Linked DNA regions of Homo sapiens: regions 1 and 3 are each linked to region 2. Evidence: chromatin loops called from intact Hi-C (ENCODE). Cell type or tissue: heart right ventricle. All regions are shown on one strand.

What was found. A loop is a pair of places that touch in the nucleus more often than their neighbours do. Peaks named below come from ENCODE experiments on the same cell type or tissue, not always from the same donor. Only the 100,000 strongest peaks of a DNase experiment are listed, where the experiment ranks them.
Region 1: a loop joins it to region 2, with 2.6 times the contacts of the local background. A loop is called at or near these places in 16 of 110 quality-filtered maps.
Region 3: it touches region 2 in a loop (8-fold over the local background); 49 of 110 quality-filtered maps call a loop at or near these places.

What each region holds. Positions count from the first base shown.
Region 1 is chr11:11,921,667-11,929,666 of GRCh38, forward strand. USP47 (ubiquitin specific peptidase 47) reads left to right here. Exons shown (of 28, transcript NM_001282659.2): 11 at 1,058-1,225; 12 at 7,768-7,899. Among named protein-coding and RNA genes, the nearest start is that of DKK3, 83 kb to the right of the region's middle. In heart right ventricle, no CTCF peak of the experiment used is centred here; no DNase peak of the experiment used is centred here; H3K27ac peaks cover 714 bases.
Region 2 is chr11:11,794,701-11,802,700 of GRCh38, forward strand. No RefSeq gene overlaps it. Among named protein-coding and RNA genes, the nearest start is that of MIR8070, 15 kb to the left of the region's middle. In heart right ventricle, a CTCF peak has its summit at 4,301 (motif pointing right); a DNase peak (open chromatin) is centred at 4,321.
Region 3 is chr11:11,845,183-11,853,182 of GRCh38, forward strand. All of the region lies in intron 1 of USP47 (ubiquitin specific peptidase 47), which reads left to right. Among named protein-coding and RNA genes, the nearest start is that of USP47, 7.2 kb to the left of the region's middle. In heart right ventricle, a CTCF peak has its summit at 4,246 (motif pointing left); a DNase peak (open chromatin) is centred at 4,242; H3K27ac peaks cover 6,541 bases.

The sequences.
Region 1 (8,000 bases), 130 kb after region 2:
AGTAGTAGATTGGTCTTCTGAATATGCCTAATATATTTCTCATAAAGGAAAATTTTTTCCAAAGAAGGAAAACTTATATATGAAGCTTAGTAGAAACTTCCTAGAGAATTCTAGGTTTAGTTCTTGGGACAAGAAATGTTTTGGCTCAGCTGAAGAAGTTTCAGGAATTATATCTCTTTGGACTTAGATCTATAGCTGGATTTCATCTCCATTTATCCTTGAACCTAACCTTCTTGAGAGATGAAGACTGTATATTAGATGTAGTACCTACAACAAGAGTTCCTGGCAAAAAGTTTGTGCTTATTGTATATTGCTTGGTTTCACTCAAGAACTTCTATGCAATGCCTTATACATTTCAAAAGCCTGCATCTTAGAAAATTCTCAAATTATTTAAATAAAAACATTTTTAGAGATGTATATAAAACGTTAAAGGGGGAAAGGATTGTTTGGGGGTTTCTAACAAAGAGAATTCTTCAAATTAAATTTGTGTGAATGTGGTTTAAAACCATAAAGTAGAAAAGTATAATGTGCTGTAACCATTATATTTCTACTTCCTGTAAAAAGACTATCAAGTTCTTAAGGATGAATACAATGTCTTGTTTCTCTTTCTAATTATCTGTAATACCTAACGCACTGATAAACCGAGTTGGACTTTTTGTTCAAGAAAAGAAATTATATTCTTTCCTGATTTGAGAACACCAGAAGCTCATTTTGGAGCTCAGCTTCTCTGATTTTGTGGATTTTGCTAAAAGAAATGATAATTTCAACCATTATGTTGTAACAGTAAACATAAATGAGGTTTAATAGAATTCTGAATCACTAATTTGTTGTATTAGAATTTTAAGGACATGATAGAAATGCTTTTAAAATACACTGTTGCTTGTTTAATTTTACTTAAGGTCTCAATTTTTAAGAGAAAATAAATGTACTCAAAGTAAAATATTTTTACTAATATGTTAAATTGTGTGAAAATATTAGCAGTATATAGGTACAAAGTTTTGTTGAACATATTTTCTCTGTATATGGTTTATAACTAAGATAATTATGTCTTATTAAGAAATCTCCTCAGACTGAAAGTTGCACTGACAGTGGAGCAGAAAATGAAGGTAGTTGTCACAGTGATCAGATGAGCAACGATTTCTCCAATGATGATGGTGTTGATGAAGGAATCTGTCTTGAAACCAATAGTGGAACTGAAAAGATCTCAAAATCTGGACTTGAAAAGGTACCTTTTATAGTTTGCATTTTTTAGTTGAAAGTGAGAATAATCTCTGACTTCCTATATAATTCTATAGCTGTTGTGACTGATAAAGTTATCTTTAAAAGAAACTTAATTTTTGAAAGTTAAGACTTCTCAAATATAGTTTTTTTGTACATATATATATATATATATATATATATATATATATATATATATATGACTATAATTAAACTTCAGGAAAAACTGCTTACAGGTAAGAACATTAATTTTTGGGAGACCATACTTTAAACTGTCTAAGCAAGCTGGATGGTACAGAAACGATGCCTAGTAGTCAAGAAACCAAGATTCTATTACCACCTCTGCCTTTAAGGTTGCAGCAAGTGTCTATAAATTTTGTCTGAGTTTTCCTATATAGAAAAGTAAAATGTTGGATTAGTCATTGATTTTTAAAAGTCTGGCCATGAAACACTTTATGAGACAATTAATAATAGATCTGATCTTTCTGAGTAGGGAAATGCCAAAGCCCCCTAGTCTTTCTTCCCTGTCCTGCGATAGTCCTCAAGACACTTTGAAAAATGGTATAGTTCTATGGATTATCATTTGAAAACCACAGAATTGGATAATCTCTGGGATAGGATCTTGCCCCTGTGTCAATAACTTTAAGGGTTTTTTAGACCATTTTTTTCCACATATATTCTGTTTTATTGAGGGAAAGATTATAGATAAAACGTCTTGAGCATGGTGTGAATAATAAACTCCTAATGTGAAGACTGATCACTAACTCAGGTATTACAGAGTCATTAAATATAGGGATTTTTAAGGCAATATTTAAAAATAGAGTTTTACTTTCATAAATCTGTTTTTAGACCAAGGCCATTCTTCTAATTATCACCACCACCCTTTACTTTTTAAAATTATCTGTTTCATTCAGGGCAGACAGTTGAGCAGGGATTGCTATGTAATGAATAATGTAATAAGTACATTGTAACTGAGTATAGAAACATGGCATTCTAGCAGGAGTTGGCAAACTATGGCTCAAGAGCCAAATCTGGGCCCTTGCCTGTGTTTTTACATACACTTTCATTTCATCTGCAAATAAAGACAGTATTCTTCCTTTCCCATCTGCATGCCTTTTTCTTGTCTCACTGCACTCTGTGGGACTTCCAATGCAGTGTTGAATAGAGTGGTGAGGGAGAACTTCCTTACCTTGTTTCCAATCTTCAGAGGAAAGCTTTCAGTTTCTTATCATTGAGTGTGATGTTGACTTTCAGTTTTTTATGTTCTTTTCCTACTTTGTTGAAAACTTTTATCATGAATAGGTATTGGATTTTTCCAGATTTTTTTTTCTATGTCAGTTGATATGATCATGTATGTAATTTTCTTCTTCAGCCTGAATTACATAGATTGATTTTCAAATGTTAAGCTGTCTTTGCATACCTGGAATGAATCCTGCTTTGTCATGGTGTGTGTTTCTTTTTATACTTTGTTGATTTGATTTGCTAATATTTTGCAGAGGATTTTTGCATCTGTGTTCATGAGATGCATTGATCTGTAGTTTTCCTTTCTCATAGTGTCTTTATCTGCTTTTGGTGATGTTGGGCTCATGTAATAAGTTAGGGAATGTTCCCTCTGCCTTTATTTTTGGAAGAGATTGTGGAAACTTGGTATTGTTTCTTAAATATTTGGTAGAATTCACCAGAGAAATTATCTGGGCCTGGTGCTTTCTTTTTTAGAAAGTGGTTAATTATTGATTTAATTTCTATAATAGATATAGGACTTTTCAGGTTACCTGTTTCTCCTTTGTGAGTTCTGGTGGTTTGTGATTTTTAAGAAGTTGGTCTGTTTTATCTGTGTTATCAAACTTGGGGGCATAGAGTTGTACAAAGTATTCTTTTATTGTCCTTTTAATTGTCCTTTAATGTCCTTTTAATGCAGGGATGAACCTTCTTTCATTTCGGATACTGGCAATTTGTGTCGTCTTTTTAATCTCGGTTAGCCTAATTAGAGATTTACCAATTGTATTGGGGTTTTTTTCTTCCAAAGGACCAGCTTTTGGTTTTGTTCACTTTTTCTGTTGTTTTCCTATTTTCAATATTGATAAGGATTGCATTGAACCTATAGATCACTTTGTATAGTGTGGACATTTTAACAGTATTAAGTCTTCCAGTTCATGAACAGAGGATGTCTTTCCATTTATTTGTGTCTTTAATTTCTTTCCTTGATGTTTTTTTGTTTTAGTTTTTGGTTTTTTTTTTTTTGAGACGGAGTCTCGCTCTGTCGCCCAGGCTCCAGTGAAGTGGTGTGATCTCGGCTCACTGCAAGTTCCACCTCCCAAGTTCACGCCATTCTCCTGCCTCAGCCTCCTGAGTAGCTGGAACTACAGGCACCGGCCACCACGCCCAGCTAATTTTTTTGTATTTTTAGTAGAGATGGGGTTTCACCATGTTAGCCATGATGGTCTTGATCTCCTGACCTCATGATCCACCCACCTCGGCCTCCCACTGGGATTACAGGCGTGAGCCACCGCACCCGGCCTCCTTAATGTTTTATGGTTTTTCACTGTATGAGTCTTCTGCCTCCTTGGTTAAGTTTATTCCTAAGAATTTTATTCTCTTTGACACTATTGTAAATGGAATTGTTTTCTTAATTTTCTTTTTGGATTGTTAGTGTTAGTGAAACAATAAATTGTTAGTATTTAGAAATGCAACAGATTTGTGTGTGTGTTGATTTTGTATCCTGCACTTTTTGTTGAATTTACTTGTTAGGGTTTTTTTTTTTATGCGGAATCTTTATTTTCTACATACAAGATTGTCATCAGTGAACAGAAATAATTTTTCTTCTTTCTTTCCTATTTGGATATCTTTTATTTCTTCTTGCCTGATTGCTGTGGCTAGGACTTCCAGTACTACGTTGAACAGAAGTGGTAAGAATGGGCATCTTTGCTTTGTTCCCAATCTTAGAGGGAAAGCTTTCCGTTTTTCACCATTTAATATGATGGTAGCTGTGGGGTTTTCATATAAGGCTTTCATTATGTTGAGGTAATTTCCTTCTATTCCTAGTTTGTTGAGTGTTTTTATCATGAAAGGATGTTTAATTTTGTCAGATGCTTTTTCTTTATCAATTGAAGCGATCCTGTGGTTTTTTCATTCTGTTAATGTAGTGTATTACATTGATCACTTAGTCATGATGTATAGTCCTTTAATGTGTTACTGAATTTGGTTTGCTAGTATTTTGTTAAGGATTTATGCATGAATATTCATCAAAGAGATATTGTTCTATAGTTTTTAGTATCTTTGTCTAATTTTGGTATCAAAGTCACGCTGACCATATAGAATGAGTTTGGAAGTTTTTCTCCTTTTTACTTTTTCAGAAAGTTTGAGAAGGATTCGTGTTAATTCTTCAAATGTTTGATAAAATTCTCTAGCAAAGCAACCTGGTCCTGGGGTTTTCTTTGTTGGGAGGTTTTTGATTACTGATTCAATCTCCTTACTAGTTATAGATGTGTTCAGATTTTTTATGTCTTCTTGAGTCAGCCTTCATAAGCTGTTAAACGTTTGTAGAAATTTATCCATTTCTTCTAGGGTATCCAATTTGTTGGCATATAATTTTTCAGTCTCTTATGATCCTTTTTATTTTTGTGGCTTCAGTATAATGTCTCCTCTTTCATTTCTGATTTTTGTTATTTGAGTCTTTTCTCTTTCTTAGCCTAGCTAAGGGTTTGTAAACTTTGTTGATCTTTTCAAAAAGCCAGCTCTTAGTTTCATTTTTTTTTCCTATTCTCTATTTATTTCTGCTCTAATCTTTATTTCCTTCCTTCTGCTAACTCTGAATCTAGTTTTTTTCTTCTTCTTCCTCTTTTTTTACATCCCTCCTTCCCAACTTAGTTTGTTCTTCTATTTCTGGTTCCTTGTGGTATAAAGTTAGGTTATTGATTTGAGATGTCTTCTTTTTTTTTTTAATGTAGGCACTTACATCTATAAACTTTCCTCTTTTGTTTCATTGCATAAGTTTTGGTATGTTATGTTTTTGTTTTCATTTGTCTCAAGATATTTTCTAATTTCCTTTGTGGTTTCTTCTTTGACCCATTGGTTGTTCAAGAGTGTGTTGTTTAAAACAACTTACACATATTTGTGAATTTTCCAGTTTTCCTTTTGCTATTGATTTCTAGTTTCTCTCCTTCACTTTTAAAGGATTATTTCTCTGGATATAGAATTCTAGGTTGGTGGTAATTTTTCTTTCAACATGAAATATTTCATTACACTCTTCTTGCTTGCATGGTTTATAATGATAAATGTGCTATAATTCTTATCCTTGTTCCTCTATAGGTAAGGTGTTTTTCCCCTCTGCCTCCCCTGAAGATTTTTTTGTCTTTGGTTTTGTTCAGTTTGAACATGATATGCCTAAACATGGGAGTTTTTGTTTTTTGTTGTTGTTTTGGTTTTTGGTTTATTGGGCAGGATGGGTATTTATTCTATTTGGTGTTGAGCTTCCAGGTCTGTTGCTTAGTGTTACCAGTTTTTGTAAATAAAGATTTATCAGAACACATTCACTCTGGTTGTTTACATATTATGTATGTCTGGTTTTGTACTATAATGACAGAGTTGAGTAGTTGCGACAGAAACCGTATGGCCCAGAAAGCCTAAAATACTCACTCTTTGACCCTTGCATTAGTGGGCCAAATGATCTAGATTTTAGTTCTTACTTTGCTATTAATAAACTGTATCACTTTGGACAAATCATTTAATCTGTGTGCCTTTCATTTGCTACATTTTGGAGGAATTTGGACTAGGTGCTTTCTGTTCTACGCAGATCTAGAAATTTGTAATTCTGTTTGCTAGTACCATGTTTGAAGATGTATCCCCTTTTAATTAGGAGTAATGTATTGCTTTGTTAAATAGTAGTAAAAGAGAAGAAAATGTTAGGACACGTTTTTATGTAATTTTATTTACAAATTATCATGCTACATTTGGATGAAGGCACTTTACTTTCCTTCCTACTTTTTGGCAATGTATTTGTGATTTGAAACTAAAATTATTGCAATTGGGAACCCTTACTCTGTCATGACTGTATTATCTTTGCTTTAAAATAGATATATACAATTCTAATTTGGAAGGTGATTCAGTCTTCTGAATATATCACCATTATTGTCATCTAGAAGTTGCTGCTATTAGAATTTTCCAGGAAGATAATTATGTTGGCTTTGATCATTATGATGAAACTTAAAAAATGTATAGCTGTTGGTTGGCAGACTTTTTCTGTGTTTATTTTTTTTCTAAATGGGGAGACTGCTTATGATAAGATATTCATATCATTCAGTGATATCAAAATTTTGTCTAGTGTATTTACTACATTCAAAGCATTTTAATTTAATAACATGGGGTTACCACATTTCATAAGTTGTTCAATGCTTTAAACACATTTTGGATTGCAAATAAATTCTGAAACTTCCTCCCTATCACCACTGTAATTAATTTTAGTTTTAGGAATAAAATTTGAACCACAAAACAAGTTTTCAGACATTTTCAAAATTTGTTCTAGAAATTTCACTAATTAACAATATATTGTGGTCAGTTTAAAGTTATTTTAAGATAAATTAGAATTTCTTGAAAGTTATAGAAGGCTCTACAATGCTTTTTAGGAAAAGAATAAAGAAGAGAAACCCTAGTACTTGTAGAAAAGTAAATAAAATAAAGCTTGTCTGTCATAAACTGGAAATCTTCTGATGTCAAATTGCCTTTTTAACCTCCTTCTCTGTTTCTGTCTTCCTACCTGTTCTTTTTTTGTGATAGAGTTACTGGTTTGCAGAGTCTCTAGTATCTCAAACTGTCTTAGGAGTTGTGAAGTACATGGGCTTCTGAAAGAAAAGATTGTCTTAAATATAAAAATAAGTCATTATAAATGACCTCTTTTTTTTAAACAAGTTGCCTCTTTTCTTGATTTTCTTCCACAAATACTTAAGTTTGCCTAAAATAATCTTTAGTTCCAAACTTTAAAGAATTGTTTGCAGAACAGGAAGCTAAAGAAATAATATTAATTTATTGTAGATATAGTATAATTCAGGATTCATTCTTAATATGAGAGAACAAATCAGTAGATCATGATATCACAGATAATGCATAAATACATTAGAAGATGTTCCAAATAATTATATTCCTCAGCTCTTTTGTAAAGGAAATAGAATTTGAATAAGAAACAGTATGTTACTTCGGATTTTTTTTATCGACTGTGTATTTTAGAACAGCACTGTAATTAGCATCTGCTTCTGAAATTTTAGACTATTATTTAATTTTTACATATGTAAGTTTATATTTACAGATATATATGGTTTCAAAGGTTATAGCATAATTAAAATGTGGAAGAGTGCACTGATGAAACTTGTGTAACTTCTGGTATATACAGTTGTTTGATAACTTGCCATTTTTGTTTTACCTTAGGGGAAAGTTGACCTGTAATATATAGGACAACTTACCATGTTACTTCTCTGTGTGTTAACAGAGAATAGGAAATACACAAATAAGGGTTGTGTTTTCCTTCTCCTCTGAGTTACTTTTATTTTTTCCCCTTAGAATTCCTTGATCTATGAACTTTTCTCTGTTATGGTTCATTCTGGGAGCGCTGCTGGTGGTCATTATTATGCATGTATAAAGTCATTCAGTGATGAGCAGTGGTACAGCTTCAATGATCAACATGTCAGCAGGGTAAGGAGGTGTCCTTTAAGATTATTACTCTGAAAGGTGGGAGTAAGGATGTTTCTAAACAACAGTAAAGTTTATTAAGAATGAGTGAATCTGTCTAGTGA
Region 2 (8,000 bases):
GTGTATAATCTGACCACAGATCTGTGTATAATCTGACCCTAGGTAAAATTTGACCACAGATTATAATCTGTGTATAATATGATCTGCAAAGATGCCAGCAAACCACCAGAAGCCTGGTCTGCAAAGATGCCGGCAAACCACCAGAAGCAAGGTGAGGGGCATGGAACAGATCCTTCCCACCCAGTTCTTGAAATTGTCACCTAATGCTGCAAAACTATAGTTCATTGATCCTCTTCTGCTGTTTCTTCCCATCTTCTCTGACTTCTTTTCCTCCACCCCCCAAAAATGTCAGTGCCCTCAATTTTCTATCTAAAATCATTTTATATCTAAAATTATATAATAATATAAATATTATATAATTAGTTAAGACAAGGTCATACTGGAGCAGGGCGGGCTCCTAATCCAATATGACCCGTATCTTTACAAAGAGGGGAAATTTGAACAGAGACATCCACACAGCGAAAATGCCATGTGAACATGAAGACAGAGATTGAGACGATGCATCTATAAGCCAAAGATGCTGGCAAACCACCAGAAGTGAGGTGAGGGGCATGGAACAGATCCTTCCCTCACAGCCCTCACAAGGAACCAACCTTGGGACACCTTAATCTAAGACTTCCAGCCTTCAGAACTGGAAGACAATAAATGTTTGTTGTTTAAGCTGTCTCGTCTGTGGTACTTTGTTACAACAGCCCTAGCAAACTAATATATTCCCATTCCAAATTTAACAGTATTTTCTCTATATTCATCCACATTAACTTCTCACCTCAATTATAACAGTGGCTACCAAGTCCTTGAAATTCTCGCCTAATGCTGCAAAACTATAGTTCATTTCTCCTCTTCCACTATTTCTATCCTCTCTGACTTCTTTTCCTCCACCCTCCCAAAATGTCAGTGCCCTCAATTTTCTATCATTGTACTACTAATCATTTTCATTGTACTATTATCTACTAATAATCATTGTCATTATTAGTGGTAATAATTTTTAAAATGGTAGCTTTTATCAAGCAGTCATATGCTGGGCATCCTTCTAAATATTTTGCATATGTCATCTGATTTAATCCTCATAATCCCCTCCAAAGAAAAGGCTATATTACATCCCATCTTATAGATGAGAAAACTGAGGCTTAAAGAGGTTAAGTAACTTGTCTAAGGTCACACAAAGACTATGTGGCAGAGCTAGGATTCAAATTCAGGTCTGCCCTCTGAGCACAAAGCCACTTTCACATTGCCTCTCATTTTCTTCTGCACAGATAAGAGATCTCCCAACCTCCTCTGAAATCTTACCAAATTCTACCGGTTTATCTTTTTCTCAGTGGAACTGATCTCATATTCTATGTCTCAAAGCCATTTCCCTTCTGTACTCCAAGCCTGAATTTCTACCTGAACATTCTACAGATATCTCAAACTCCTCTTGACCAAAATGGAACACCTCCCATTTCCTTTCAAACATGCTTTGCCTCTGTACCTGCTATGGGTTCCACAATCTTCCCAGCCAACAGTGTTTGGAAATGTCATGGCATTTTAAAAATTCATCTCTGTCCATTGGCCCTTTTTACAATCAGTTGCCAAGTAATGTTGATAAGTGATGAAACACTTATTTAGGTTGCCCTCTCCTCTCCATTCCACCTGCCTGAACTATCCTAATAGTCACCTAATGTCTCTCCACATTTCATCCTTCCTTCCTCCCATCCATCCTATGTCCTATCACTGAATTCTCCTAAAACACTCTTCTCATCAGGTTATGCTCATTGCCTAAGAAATCAGATCCAAACTCCTTGCACAGATGATGAGGACCCAGTTGGATGTAGCCTCCGTCTATCTTTCCAGTCTCCATGCACCAAACAAAACTTCTGGCAGTTTCACACACACCCAGGCTTTCCTGCCATGGTTCCATCTGGGATGCCCTCTGCAACTCACATTCTTTTAGTTCAAATGCTCCCTGCTATAAAATTTTACTGTTGGATATATCTCCCTCTTCTGAACTCACTTACATTTTACTTCTACTTGAATCATTATCACTTTCCCCCCTCTAATTCAACTGTCTATGAGTCTTTTTTTGTTTCTCTTGTTTTCTTTTGTTTTTATTTTATTTTATTTTATTATACTTTAAGTTCTAGGGTACATGTGCACAACATGCAGGTTTGTTACATATATATACATGTGCCATGTTGGTGTGCTGCACCCATTAACTCGTCATTTACAGTAGGTATATCTCCCAGTGCTATCCCTCCCCCTGCCCCCTACCCAAAGACAGGCCCTGGTGTGTGATGTTCCCCACCCCGTGTCCAAGTGTTCTCATTGTTCAATTCCCACCTATGAGTGAGAACATGTGGTGTTTGGTTTTCTGTCCTTGTAATAGTTTGCTGAGAATGATGGTTTCCACCGTCATCCATGTCCCTACAAAGGACATGAACTCATCTTTTTTGTGGCTGCATAGTATTCCAGGGTGTATATGTGCCACATTTTCTTAATCCAGTCAATCACTGATGGACATTTGGGTTGGCTCCAAGTCTTTGCTATTGTGAATAGGGCCGCAATAAACATACATGTGCATGTGTCTTTATAGTAGCATGATTTATAATCCTTTGGGTGTATACCCAGTAATGGGATCGCTGGGTCAAATGGTATTTCTAGTTGTAGATCCTTGAGGAATCGCCACACTGTCTTCCACAATGGTTGAACTAGTTTACAGTCCCACCAACAGCATAAAAGTGTTCCTATTTCTCCACATCCTCTCCAGCACCTGTTGTTTCCTGACTTTTTAATGATCGCCATTCTAACTGGTGTGAGATGGTATCTCATGGTGGTTTTGATTTGCATTTCTCTGATGGCCAGTGACGATGAGCATTTTTTCATGTGTCTGTTGGCTGCATAGATGTCTTCTTTTGAGAAGTATCTGTTCATATCCTTTGCCCACTTTTTGATGGGGTTGTTTGATTTTTTTCTGGTAAATTTGTTTAAGTTCTTTGTAGATTCTGGATATTAGCCCTTTGTTAGATGGGTAGATTGCAAAAATTTTCTCCCATTCTGTAGGTTGCCTGTTCACTCTGATGGTAGTTTCTTTTGCTGTGCAGAAGCTCTTTAGTTTAATTAGATCCCATTTGTCTATTTTGGCTTTTGTTGTTATTGCTTTTCGTGTTTTAGTCATGAAGTCCTTGCCCATGCCTATGTCCTGAATGGTACTGCCTAGGTTTTCTTCTAGGGTTTTTATGGTTTTAGGTCTAACATTTAAGTCTTTAATCCATCTTGAATTAATTTTTGTGCAAGGTGTAAGGAAGGGATCCAGTTTCAGCTTTCTACATATGGCTAGCCAGTTTTCCCAGCACCATCTATTAAATAGGGAATCCTTTCCCCATTGCTTTTGTCAGGTTTGTCAAAGATGAGATGGTTGTAGATGTGTGGTATTATTTCTGAGGGCTCTGTTCTGTTCCATCGGTCTATATCTCAGTTTTGGTACAGTACCATGCTGTTTTGGTTACTGTAGCCTTGTAGTATAGTTTGAAGTCAGGTAGTGTGATGCCTCCAGCTTTGTTCTTTTTGCTTAGGATTGTCTCGTCAATGCGGGCTCTTTTTTGGTTCCATATGAACTTTAAAGTAGTTTTTTCCAATTATGTGGTGAAAGTCATTGGTAGCTTGATGGGGATGGCATTAAATCTATAAATTACCTCTGGCAGTATGGCCGTTTTCACGATATTGATTCTTCCTATCCAGGAGCATGGAATGTTCTTCCATTCAATTATTTGTCTATGAGTCTCATAATCCCCACCAGATTGTGAGTTTGTGGAAGGTGGGGGCAATGATTCATCTCAGAATTTGCCACAGCACTTGCCACAGCACTTAACACCTAGTATATGGTAGGTATTTATTGGCTTAATTTATTAAGTCTCTAAGTAAATGAATGTATTCGCCAAACTGACTGTTGGACTACTTGAAATTCACAGAGCTCAGAGCAGCTAAACCTTGAAAGTAGATAAAAATCACCAGGAGACCTGGCTCACCTGGGTCTCATTCTGATCCAGTCAAAGGTTGTCATTATGTACAGCAACCTTGCTTTTTGTCCCTGGGGAGCACTCCAGGCTAACCCATCCCACTGGCACCAAAGCCCTTTCCCATCATCCCCACCACACCCTGGAAGCTTAGAACATGTCATTATCCTCCCTCATATGTCAGTCCACAAGATGCCAAGTAGATCCCTAACACTCCTTGCAGTGATAACAAGATAACATAGTGACAAAGTACTTTGAACTTCACAGGTTCCATTCACCCTGCAGTTATGGCTATTACCGTGCCCAGAAGCCACCACCAGGGGGCTCCAGCATGTCTCTGAAACCTGGCTGTTCAGTAAGTCTATGAGAAAGACTGGAGGAAAACTCCGAAGTCTTAATTTCCATTCCCAAGACACAGAAATGCTGGACAATCCCAACTGACCCCCTCACCCGAGAGCACAGCCGGGGAGGGTCCCAGGGCCCAATGAGGAACAAGTGCTTGTCTTGTCCCTGCAGATTTGAGAATCCTTGGGTGAGAATTATGTGGATTTCAAGTTTTCTAGGAAGGACAGGGAAGGAGGACTGGAAAATCAGAGCTGGTAGTTCAAATTTTTAGTCAGATCTGGTTACTTTCTCCCAAGGCAAGTAACCCAAGAAAGTACCAGAAATCTTACACTAGCTCCACTATATTATGGTTTAGTAGTATTAGTGTCAACATTAACATTGTTGAAAAATACAATTGCAATTTTTTGAGCACATGCTATACAACAGGCATTGTACTTTTTTCTCTGTACATGATATCATTTGACCCTCACGTTGCCCCTGTGAAGAATTATGATTATTAGGAAACTAAGGTTCAGAAGAATAAGTGATATCCCAAGGTCACATGGCTTCTAAAGGCCAGACAGTCCAAGGCAGAGTGGAGCACATGAGCAAAGACACAGAAACAGGGAAAGCAAAGTATTCACAGTGCCCTACAAGCAGCTGGGTATTCTTGGAGAATAAAACAAGAAGGACATAGAGACAGAGACCACCTATCACAACACAGAATATACTGTTAGGCTAATGACTTTATCATGCAAATGACTGAAAGCCTTTGAAGAGTTTTAAACAGGAGAGTGACATGCCAGACTTATGTTTTAGGAACTGTGGCAGAGAATGGATCGGAGAAAATAAGACTGAAGGCAGGAAGACCAGATGGAAACTGTTGAAGTAATAAAGAAATGATGACAGCTTTGTGCCTTCTCCATCTCTTTTATATGGAGGGACAGCCCTGGAATAGAAAAATGTTTAGGAGGTAAAATCAGCAGGTCTTGGTGAAGTATTACATAAGGTGTCAGCCTACGGCATCTCCAGCCTATTCTCCCATGCCTTGGACTGACGTATACAATCATCTTGTAAATGACCCATGTCAAATTGTGCAGAGAATACATGAATGAACAAAGCAAAGTTTCTGATGACCTTCTAGTTGGAGCAGACAATACCAAATAAACAAGAAAAATATCCAACAGAGATAAGTGTTATGCAGACAATTAAAATATGGTGATGTGATAGGTGTCGGGCTCCTTTAGAATGAGTGGTCAGGGAAACCTCTCTGAGATGTCATTTAGACTTTCTAAGGCCATGTGAAAATCAGGGAAAGAAGTGGCTTACGAGGTTGAAAAAATCCAAAGCAGGCCAGTGAAGCTAGAATAGAATGGGCAAAGGAGAAAAGGGAATAAGGTAAGATTAGAGAGATCGGCCAGAGGCCAGATCACACAGGACTTTGGAAGTAAGGTTTGGGAACCTAGATTTTGAGTATCATGGGAAGCTTGTGGAAGGTTTTAATCAAGGGAATGACCTTATCTAATGTAAGTTGCTAAGTGATCTCCCTGGCTTCTGTATGAAAAATGAAGGCAGGGGAATAGCGAAAGCAGGGATAGTTGTTCCACTGAGAAATGATGGTGGTCTGGAGCAAAGTAAATGGATTACGGACCTCTTCTGATAGAGTAGAGTGGAAGGTAAGAGAGAGACGAATCAAGGGTGACTCTCTATTTTGGCTTGGGCAACAAGGATGGAGAAGCCATGAAGGAGCAATTTGACATGGAGAAATCAAGAGCTTTGTTTTGGACGTGTGGAGTTTGAGATGTCTACTAGAGACCCAAGGGAATATGCCAAGTAGGCAGCTGGAAATACAAGTCTGGAATTCAGGACAGAAAGTGCATATAGAAATGCACATTCCAGAATGATCAGCCTATAGTTGGCATTTAAAGTCAGAACACCAGCTGAGATTTCTTACTGAGTAAGAAAGAGCAGAGATGAGGCTGAGAAGTGAGCTCTGAGACATTCAAATATTTGGACGTCAGAAAAAAAAGAGGAGCTAGGGAAGAAGATAAGATGGAACAGCCAATGGGTGAAAAGAAGTCAAAGACTTCTGCAGTGTCCCCATAACCAAATGAAGAAAGTGGTCAAGAAAGGGAAAGGAACCAACTGTGTCAAATATCACTAAAAGTTCAAGTTGAAAGAGGACTGAGAACCAACCATCAGATTTTACAAGATGGATGCTATTAACGCATACGGAAAGAGATCTCAGGGGATTGGCAAGGACAAAGTTCAATAAGAGCAAATTAAAGGGAGAAAGGAAGTAAGGAAATGGCCTCAATGTCCCTAGGAGGAAAAACCACATGCCAGGGATGAGAACTCAGGGGTGGTATAGGGCTTGAGGAAGGTGGTGAAGGCTAAGGCAAGTAATGAGCTCTTGAAGGAGGAGCTAATCGCAGTGGCACAGTGTGTGTAATCTACACTTCTTCTAGCAGCAGGAGCAGCAGCCCAGAAGTAGGAGCTGAGAAGACAGAGGTCTCATACATCCAGAGTTAGTTTTCTGATGGATGAGTCCAGCCAAATGAGAGAAAGTGAGGGAACCCAGAGTTCTGACAAGGAAGTGGCTCAGATAATTAACCATGTGAGTTCACAAAGAAAAATGTGCAGGGCAGTACTTGTGGGATGGGACAAAAACAGGAGCCAAGGACTTGAGGACTCTTTGTGGAAGAAGAACAGGCAGGGGAGGAATGAGTACTAACAGAGCTGAATAAGAAGCTGGTCGGAAGGAGAGATTAAGGTAACAAGACCATGAGAAGGTCCTTAGCTAACTGGGAAATCAGTCCTGGAGTCACACTGGCAGCGGCTCCATCTTCGCGAAGAACAGGTTGGTACCAAGACTTGTCCCCAGAGCAGTCCTATTCCATTCATTGCATTTCCAGAGATTGACAATGCCAGGTGAGCTAACCATGCCTTTCACAACAGGTGGGTCCTGGGTTGGCTCTGCAGCAGTGTGCGTGCTCATTATAGGTAAGACCTGCCTGCAGGGCTGGAGGGGATTTGCTCCTGGCCTTCAGAACATCACGTTGTACATTCTTCCAAAGCAATGTCCCCTTGTGTTTTTGATGTTCCTAGAGACGCAAGCTTGGGTCCATGAACAATCTAAGAAAATCCTGGACTCAGAAATGCTTCTTCTTTTACACAGATGAGGTAGTGTTTTTGACCCAAATTATCTCCATTATGATAAACACCTTCCCTCAGACCTTAGCGCAAATAGATAAGCCCACTCCTCCACACATGCCCTGGCATACTTGGCCCGTAAATGGAAGATAGCTTTATTTCAAGGCAAAACCCTACTACACTGATATTTTTTTCTACTGTGTTGTGAGATATTGGGGAGAAATTGGGGATAAGAACAGTGCACCACTTCCACAGCACATAATAAGCACTCAGTAAATATTTTGTATTGGAATGAATGAATGGACACAATTTAGAAAACAGGGAAACAAAAGAGAAGAGAAAAGAAAGAGGTACCAAAACTTTTAGAAAAAAATTAAAACATCGTCTTTTTTTTTTTGAGACAGAGTCTCATTCTTGCCAGGCTGGAGTGCGGTGATGCGATCTCGGCTCACTGCAACCTCTGCCTCCCGGGTTCAAACGATTCTCCTGCCTCAGCCTCCCAATTAGTTGGGACTACAGGTGCATGCCACCATA
Region 3 (8,000 bases), 50 kb after region 2:
TACTTAGCTTGGTATTCAAGGCCCAGTACCATTGATTCTGGCCACAACCTGTCCTTCCAGCTTATCTCTTCTCCCATGAAACAGGTTTTTAATGTAGTCAAACAGGTTTCTCTCTAACTTGCATTTCACTTCTGTTTGTGCTGCCCCCTCCTTCCTGTTCAAAACCTTCATACACATTTTTCCATAAGTACCTCATATCTCATTTATGCTAAATAGCCTTTTCTGACCATTTTAACCTTAGAGATTTCTCCCTCTTAGAAGACCTTTATATAGGAATAGAATTCATTTGGCAATTACTAGATGGTGCTTGGCGACATCTATTATGATCTGAAACTGTAATCTACATTTTATATATTATTTGTTGTGAATTCCTTGACAGCAAAGACTTGGTATGTTTCTCTGTCTTTGCTTTTTGTTTTTGTAGGTTTTGTACTATAGGTTTAAGACAGTGTCTTTCCTGGAGCAGATATTCAGTAAATATTCGTTGATGTGGTGACAGAGTTGTAAGTAAATTTAGCATTCTAACCAATTATCCTGTCCTTGGAGGTTTTCCACAGCATCATTGGCAAGCTATTTGCCAACTTTTGCTTTAATACATACTTCTATGACTAATCTTTGATAAAATCTTTGTCTTAGAAGAGATCTGTTATTTTTAAGTTTTTGAGTTGAGAGAAGTCTAGATCTCTATAGCTGCCATCTTTTGATAGTTGCCTTACAGAAATGTTAAAGCATTTCCCATAGGATAGTTTTTCTCATCATTGAAGATGGGAGAGGGTAGCCTGAGAACTGACCTTTTCTGTTCTGAGTCTGAGCTTCCTCAGTTCTTTAACTGTTTCTTAGTTCCTCTCTTTTGGACATAATCTGGGGTTTTTAGTATTCCTCCTAAATTGTTGTACCCAGAAAGAGCAAAGAGAGTGGTATCTCTTCATTGTGGTGAAGAACAGAGCTTTTCACCCGTTTCATTCTGCCGTATGTCTTTGAATTGTAGTATATTGATTTCTGCTTTGAGGTCTCTTTTAATAGCATCCCAATTTTAATTATTGTTTGGTTGCTATTTTGTTATTCTGTTTTCTTATAAGGATGTGTGTCATTAATATTCATTGAGTACTCACTGTGCATATTACTGTATTCTGCCAAATAGGAAAAACTTAGAATAGAAAAATTTGTTCTTCTCTCAAGTGTCTTATAGAATGATCAAGGATAAGGTGCATATTTACTGATGCTTTAAAAATAATACTTAAACTGCAGTACTTAAAGTAGTGCTCATGGACTCTAAATCCAGAGAAAATGGAAAAAATGAAGGAAAAAGAGTAGAAATGTAAATTCTTTATCTCTGGGTTTTTTTCTCCTGTCTTTCATGCAATCACTACTTCTGTCTGGAACTGGTTTTGGCATCTAATGATGATGATGATAGTAATAACCAGTATTTATTGAGCATTTATTTATATACCAGATACTGTTGGTTGTGCTTTGTATTAACTCATTTGAGCTTCACAGCAACCTCAGAGTACATAAGACACATTGATAGCAAAAACAACTTATTTTTATTTCTATTGTCTGACTTCTTATAAAATCCATTCATCAGTATCTATTATGGAACATGTCAAATGCATATTCTTTTAATTTTATTTCTCCTAATTAAATTACCTGAGGAAATGTGCTGCAATTGTCATTCTTGATTTTAGTGATTCTTTTAAAATGAGGCTTTTTCTTAAATTTCAGATGTTGACTCTCTCTTACCAGTAAGAGACAAGTTTGTCAAGTTATACCCGCCAGCGTTTTAAACAAATTGGAGTGTTTAATAAAAGTCAGTATTTTAGATATCATTGGAAATGCTCATTTAATGAATGAAAGCAAAAGCTGAATGCAGAATTGTATATGATTCTAATTTTGTCCAGGAAAAAATGAACAATTTAGGGTTAAATGCGTTGAAAGATTAGAAGGAATACACTAAAATATTAAGAGTTGCTATTTCTGAATTTCTGGATTATTGGGATATATATTTAGACTTTCATATTTAAAAATGAGCATGTACATTATTTTCAAAAACAGAAATTGAGATGATCTGATTGTAGTTTTGGGGGTATTTACATAGTGTTTTTTTTTTTTGTGCTCACAGTTTTCCTATTTCCCCTCTCCTCTTACTCTGTATATTTGTCTTGAGTAATCGGATCCACTTGTATAGCTTCAACCTTTGATTGTGATTTACACATTTATATCTCCAGCCCTGACCCCTTCTAGATTCAGATTTCCACTGTTCTGGATATCTGTACTTGGTTGTACTCTAGGACCCACAAATTAAATATAGGTAATATCGAACTTATTTCTCCTTCCCTTCTCACAACCCAATTCTTGGTGTTCTCCTGTTTCAGTTAGTGTTATCGCCATCTATTTATATGCTTAAGTTAGAACAGTTTTTGACTCCTCTCTTTTCCTTTTTCTCACATATAGTTCACCACTTAGAAAATGTCTCTGTATCCTTATCTTTCTCTCCATGGCTCTGCCTTTGTCTAATTATTGTTATTTTCTCCAATGTGTAGCCTTTCTAATTGGTCAGTCTGCTTCCAAGGCCTTTCCTTTCTTAACCATCCTCCCCACAACTGCCAGGGTTACTTTCTAAAACAGATGAGATTAAGATTTACCTGTTTTAAAGTTTATAATTATTACCCTCTGATTGCAATTTGAATGATAGGTACTATTTGTAAACAGTATGTGCTAGACACTATGCTAACCAGTTCACTTACATTATCTCATTTGACAGTATGACAGTATTAGCTATTATTCTTCATTATCCATTTTACACATGAAGAAACTAGGCTTAAAGATGCTAAGTAACTTGCTCAAAGTTACATAGCTATTTGATTCTAAATCAAGGTAGCTTTAACCAGTAGGAAAGTCCTTGATAATATGGATTCAGTTGATTTTTTAAATTTAATTTTTATCAAAGTTATGTTTAATACATGCATATATTTATAAGAGTTAAATAGCTCTGCAGAACTATAGTCACTTGTCACTTAATGATGAGGACCTATTCTGAGAAATGTATCATTAGACATCATTTGAACATGATACAGTGTGCTTGCACAAACCTAGATGGTTTAGCCTGCTACACACCTAGGCTATATGGCATTGCCTGTTGCTCCTAGGCTACAGCATGTTACTGTACTGAATACTGTAGGCAGTTGTAATACATCATAAGTCTTTGTGTGTTCAAACATACAGAAGGTACAGTAAAAATATGGTATTTGTAATCTTATGGGACCACTGTCATCTTTGTGATTGTTGACCAAAATGTCTTTATATGGCACATGACTATATTTACAAAAACAGTAGGTCTCTGCAAATTTCCCCTCATTTCAGGCTGCCTAGGGGCAACTGCTTTCAACTCATTCTTTTGATACTTACTTCCATATTTGAAACTGGCATTTTTTTTTTTTTTTTTTTTGAGACGGAGTCTCACTCTGTCACCCAGGCTGGAGTGCAGTGGTGCGATATCACCTCATTGCAACCTCTGCCTCCCGGGTTCAAGCGATTCTCCTGCCTCAGCCTCCTGAGTAGCTGAGACTACAGACGCGCGCCACCACACCTGGCTAATTTTTTGTATTTTTAGTAGAGATGGGGTTTCACAGTGTTAGCCAGGATGGTCTTGATCTCTTGACCTCGTGATACGCCTGCCTCGGCCTCCCAAAGTGCTGGGATTACAGGCGTGAGCCACCATGCCCAGCCGAAACTAGCGTTTTTATAGTGTTACTTCTTGATTTTTCAGTTTAAGATATTTTTCAGTTTAAGTAAAAATGAGGGTTTACCACTATCCCCAACCACACACAAGCACACATTTTAACCCTGCCCAGTACTCCCAATATTGTCATACTGCAAGTCGTTTGGATACATCCGCATTTCATAGAGATGGAGTTTCACTATTATTGCACAAGCTGGTCTTGAACTCCTGGGCTTAAGCAATCCTCCTGCCTCAGCCTCCCAAAGTACTAGGGCTATAGGCGTGAGCCACCATGCCCAGCCTGTATACATCAGTATTTCAGTTTATAATGACTCCATTTTCACCATGTTAGCTAGGCCAGAGTTAGTAATTTTTAACAATTTTGCTTTGCTTAGTTTTCTGTATACTTATTAAATTAGCCAAGTGGTTATCAATTGGGGCCCATTTTCTCTCCAGAGGACATTTGGCAATGTTGGGGGAGGGGAGGAGAGTGCGGGTGTGTGCTACTGACATCTAGTGGGTAGAAGCCAGGTATGCTGCCAAATATTCTTCTGCACTGCACAAGACAGCCTCCTGTAACAAAGAATTAGAAGGCCCACAATGTCAGTAGAGCTGTTGTTGAGAAACCCTGATTTAGCCCAAACTATCTCTCAAGTGTATAAATGGCTTATCTTCAAACCTACCAATTTTGACTTCGTGAGAAGCTCTTTCCCAGGGCCTTCTGACCTACTCCAGTTTGAACTTGTTAAAGCTAGAACTTTTGTGCAGCTGTTGTCTTGGACTTGCTTTACTGTCATCTTTATGATTCTCTCAGTTCTGTCTTGTTTTGGAGCCCCTGTTTCTGTATCTGGTATCTTTGGCTGTCTTTGTTTACTTTCTCATTTTGAAGGGCCACTTTCAATAGTTCTCTGGATGGGATAGAATTTTTTCAAGACTATACATGTCTGTAAATGTTTTTTCTCCCCTCTTGTTTTATGGATAGTTTGGCTGGGCAGAGAACTCTGAGTCAGAAATAATTTTTTCTCAGAATTTTGAAGGCATTGCTCTACTGTCTTCTATTTTTCTGTGTCGATGTTGAGATCAGATGCTTAGAACATCCTTTTCAACTATTTTGAAACTTTCTTTTTTTCTCTTTGCGAGCTAGAGAGAGAATCTTTGTCCCCAGAGTTCTGAAATTCTTGTATTATGTAGTTATATGTCTGTTTTTTTAATTCATTCTGCTAATCCTGTTCAATCTGGAATTTATCTCATAAATTCTGCAAATTTTCCTTAAATAATTTCTTTGATTTCCTCTCCTTCATTTTATCTCTCCTCTCTCTTTTGAATTCCTGTTGTTAGATGTTGGGCCTACTGATGGGTTTCTCTAATTTTCTTGTCTATTTTCATCTATTTTCCATTTCTTTACATTTTTTTTCTTTGCTTTCTGGGAGATTTTTCTCAACTTTGTCTTCCAGTTTTTCTACTAAGTTCTTATTTCTGCTATAATATGTATAGTTTCCATTCCTTTTTTTGAAAAAAAAATCCTATATTTGTTTTATGGATGCAGTGTCTTATCTCTCTTAGGAAATATTGGTAGTTTTTTTTTTTTTTGTCTGCATATTCTTTTTCTTCCAAATTTCCTTTTTCTGTTTGTTTGCTTTGGTCTTTATCTTTCATATTTGTTGCTTTCCTTAGATGTCTCATGATCCTTGGCAGTCTGTGCTTATTTAAGAGAGAGGCCCTAAGCTGAATGGAAGCTCTGCTTTTGTGTGATTATGGTTTTTTGTGTAGGATGGTAAATCTGGATGATTTCCTTGCAGACTCCCAGTCTTAGTCCATTTGGGCTGCAAAAACAAAATACCATAAACTGGGTGGCTTATAATCCACAGAAATTTATTTTTCACAGTTCCTGTGAGTGAGGCTGGGAAGTCCAAGATAAAGGTGCCGGCAGATTTGGTGTCTGGTAAAAGCCTGCTTTCTGGTTCACAGAGCAGCACCGTCTCGCTGTGTCCTCACATGGTGGAAGGAGACAAGGCAGCTCTCTGGGGCCTCTTTTACAAGGGCACTAATCTCATTTATGAGGGCCCTGCCTTCTTGATCCAGTCACCATCCAAAGATCCCACTTCCTAATATCATCATATTGGCAAGTAGGGTTCAACATGTGAATTTTGGGGTAAGGAGACATAGGCATTTAGACCAGGGCACCCAGTGACACATCTTTTCTTTTGTGCTGGATTGTTTTCCCAGACAAAATTTCTCATCTTTTGCCAGGAGAGAACAAGCTTGAGAGCTGAGTAGGAAAAGGGGATATGGGTCTCATCTTTAAGCATGCAGATTAACCTAATTCCCCAGTTTTCATTATGGCACCCTTCAAATTCAATTGAGCATGTTGTCCTCTAGTCTAGATATATCCTGTTATATGCTCTCTAGAGATTGTTTAGTCTTTTATCAGAAAGGGTTGAAGAGTAGAAGAGGAGGTCTGGGGATTTTCACTACTTCTTAGATTTTGGTCAGTTCTAGTTTGGACTCCACTCTCGTTCCCAAAGTGTCTGAAACTTCCAGTTCCTGAGCCCCTTAGTTTATTTTTTTGTTTGTTTGCTTTAATGTATTTACACAAGAATTGCGGAAAGAGTACAAAGTTTCCGTATACCCTTCATCCAGCTTCTTTTTATCTTAACATCTTATATAACCATAGAACGATGATCAGAAGAAATTAACCTTAGTATAATATTATTAACTACACTACAGAATTTATTCAGATTTTACCAGTTTTCCCTCTTATAGTTTTTGTTTGTTTCAAGATCCAAATTTAGGATACCACATTGCATTTGGTTATCATATCTCCTAGTTTCCTTTTATCTGTGATAATTTTTCAGTCTTCATTTTCAAGATCTTGACACTTTTGAAGAGTACTGGTCAGTTATTTCATGGAATGGCTCTCAATTTGGGTTTGTGGATGCTCTCTCATGAATAGATTGAGGTTATGAATAAAAAGAAGGATTATCACAGATGGGATGTGTTCTTCTTAGTGCATTATGTTGGTAGGGGGGCATGATGCTGATACGTACTACTGGTGATGTTAACCTTGATCACTTGGGTAAGAGGGTGTCTGCTAGGTTTCTCCACTGTGAAGTTACTATTTTTCCCTTTAATAATTATTAAGTACTTTGATTTAAAGTTACTCAGCCAGGCAGGTCAAACTTTAAAAATAAAATAGCTTTTAAAAATCAAATTCTTTGAGACCATGCAGATAACCTATTTCCCCCTAAATTTCTGCCCACTAATTTTATCATCTATCTGTGATCTTGCCTGCAGCAATTATTACTGTGGCTTAATAATAGTGATTTTCTATTTCTCTCATTATTTCTACATTTATTAATTTAAATTCTTCTGTGAGGAGAATTTGTCCTTCCCCCCACCCCCATTTATTTACTTATTTATTTGTATCAGTATGGACTTATGGATATTTATTCTTTGGATTATAATCCAATTCTATATCATTTATTTTGTTGATCAAGCTGTTCCAATTTTTGCCAGGGGGTGCTTTTTCTGGTGGGCTTCTGTGCTCATCCTTGCTTTTTGAGCACTCACTTCCTTACTTTCCAACACCACATAATGCTTCAGCCCATCTTATGTTTTCCTTGCCCCAACCCTGGAATCAACCAGTTCTCCAAGGAGTTTAGAGGTCTTTTGGTGTACTAAATGTCAGTGTGATATAAACTAGGTGTCTTTGCTTTCTTCTAGGCTAACATGGAATTCAGCCTTCCTAGTTGTAATTGTCATTGCCACTTATTCTGTTTTCTAGCTTTTAAAATTGTGTTTCTGTTTGTTTGGGGTTAATAGTCTTTCAAAAATTTCTTAACTGGGAGGCATCAGAGCTAAATCCTTATATTCAGTCTATCCTCTTTAACCAGAGATTCTTAATGTTTTTGTCTCATGCCCCAAGCCAGTTTTGTACAAACCACATTCCACTACATTAGTTGCTGTTCCTCAGATGTGCTGTTATATGTTCATGTGTCACTTCTGTGCCCTTGCCCTGACTGAATACTATGAAGTATTTCTTTTTGTCCTGCAGTTTTTAAGGAGTTTTAAATGGGTGGACTTTTATTTTACATGAAAATGACTATTTGAATAATTAGGATTCTTGCCTATCTTCTATTTTCTCTTTTTTGGATTAGTCATATAGATTTTTTGTCTTTTAGTGCCCAGATACTGTAATTTTTTTTTTGCCAAATGGAAAGGAGGAGTTCCTGCATCTCCAGAATAGTAGGGTATGGTGATAGCCCAAGTTAGAAAGAAAAGA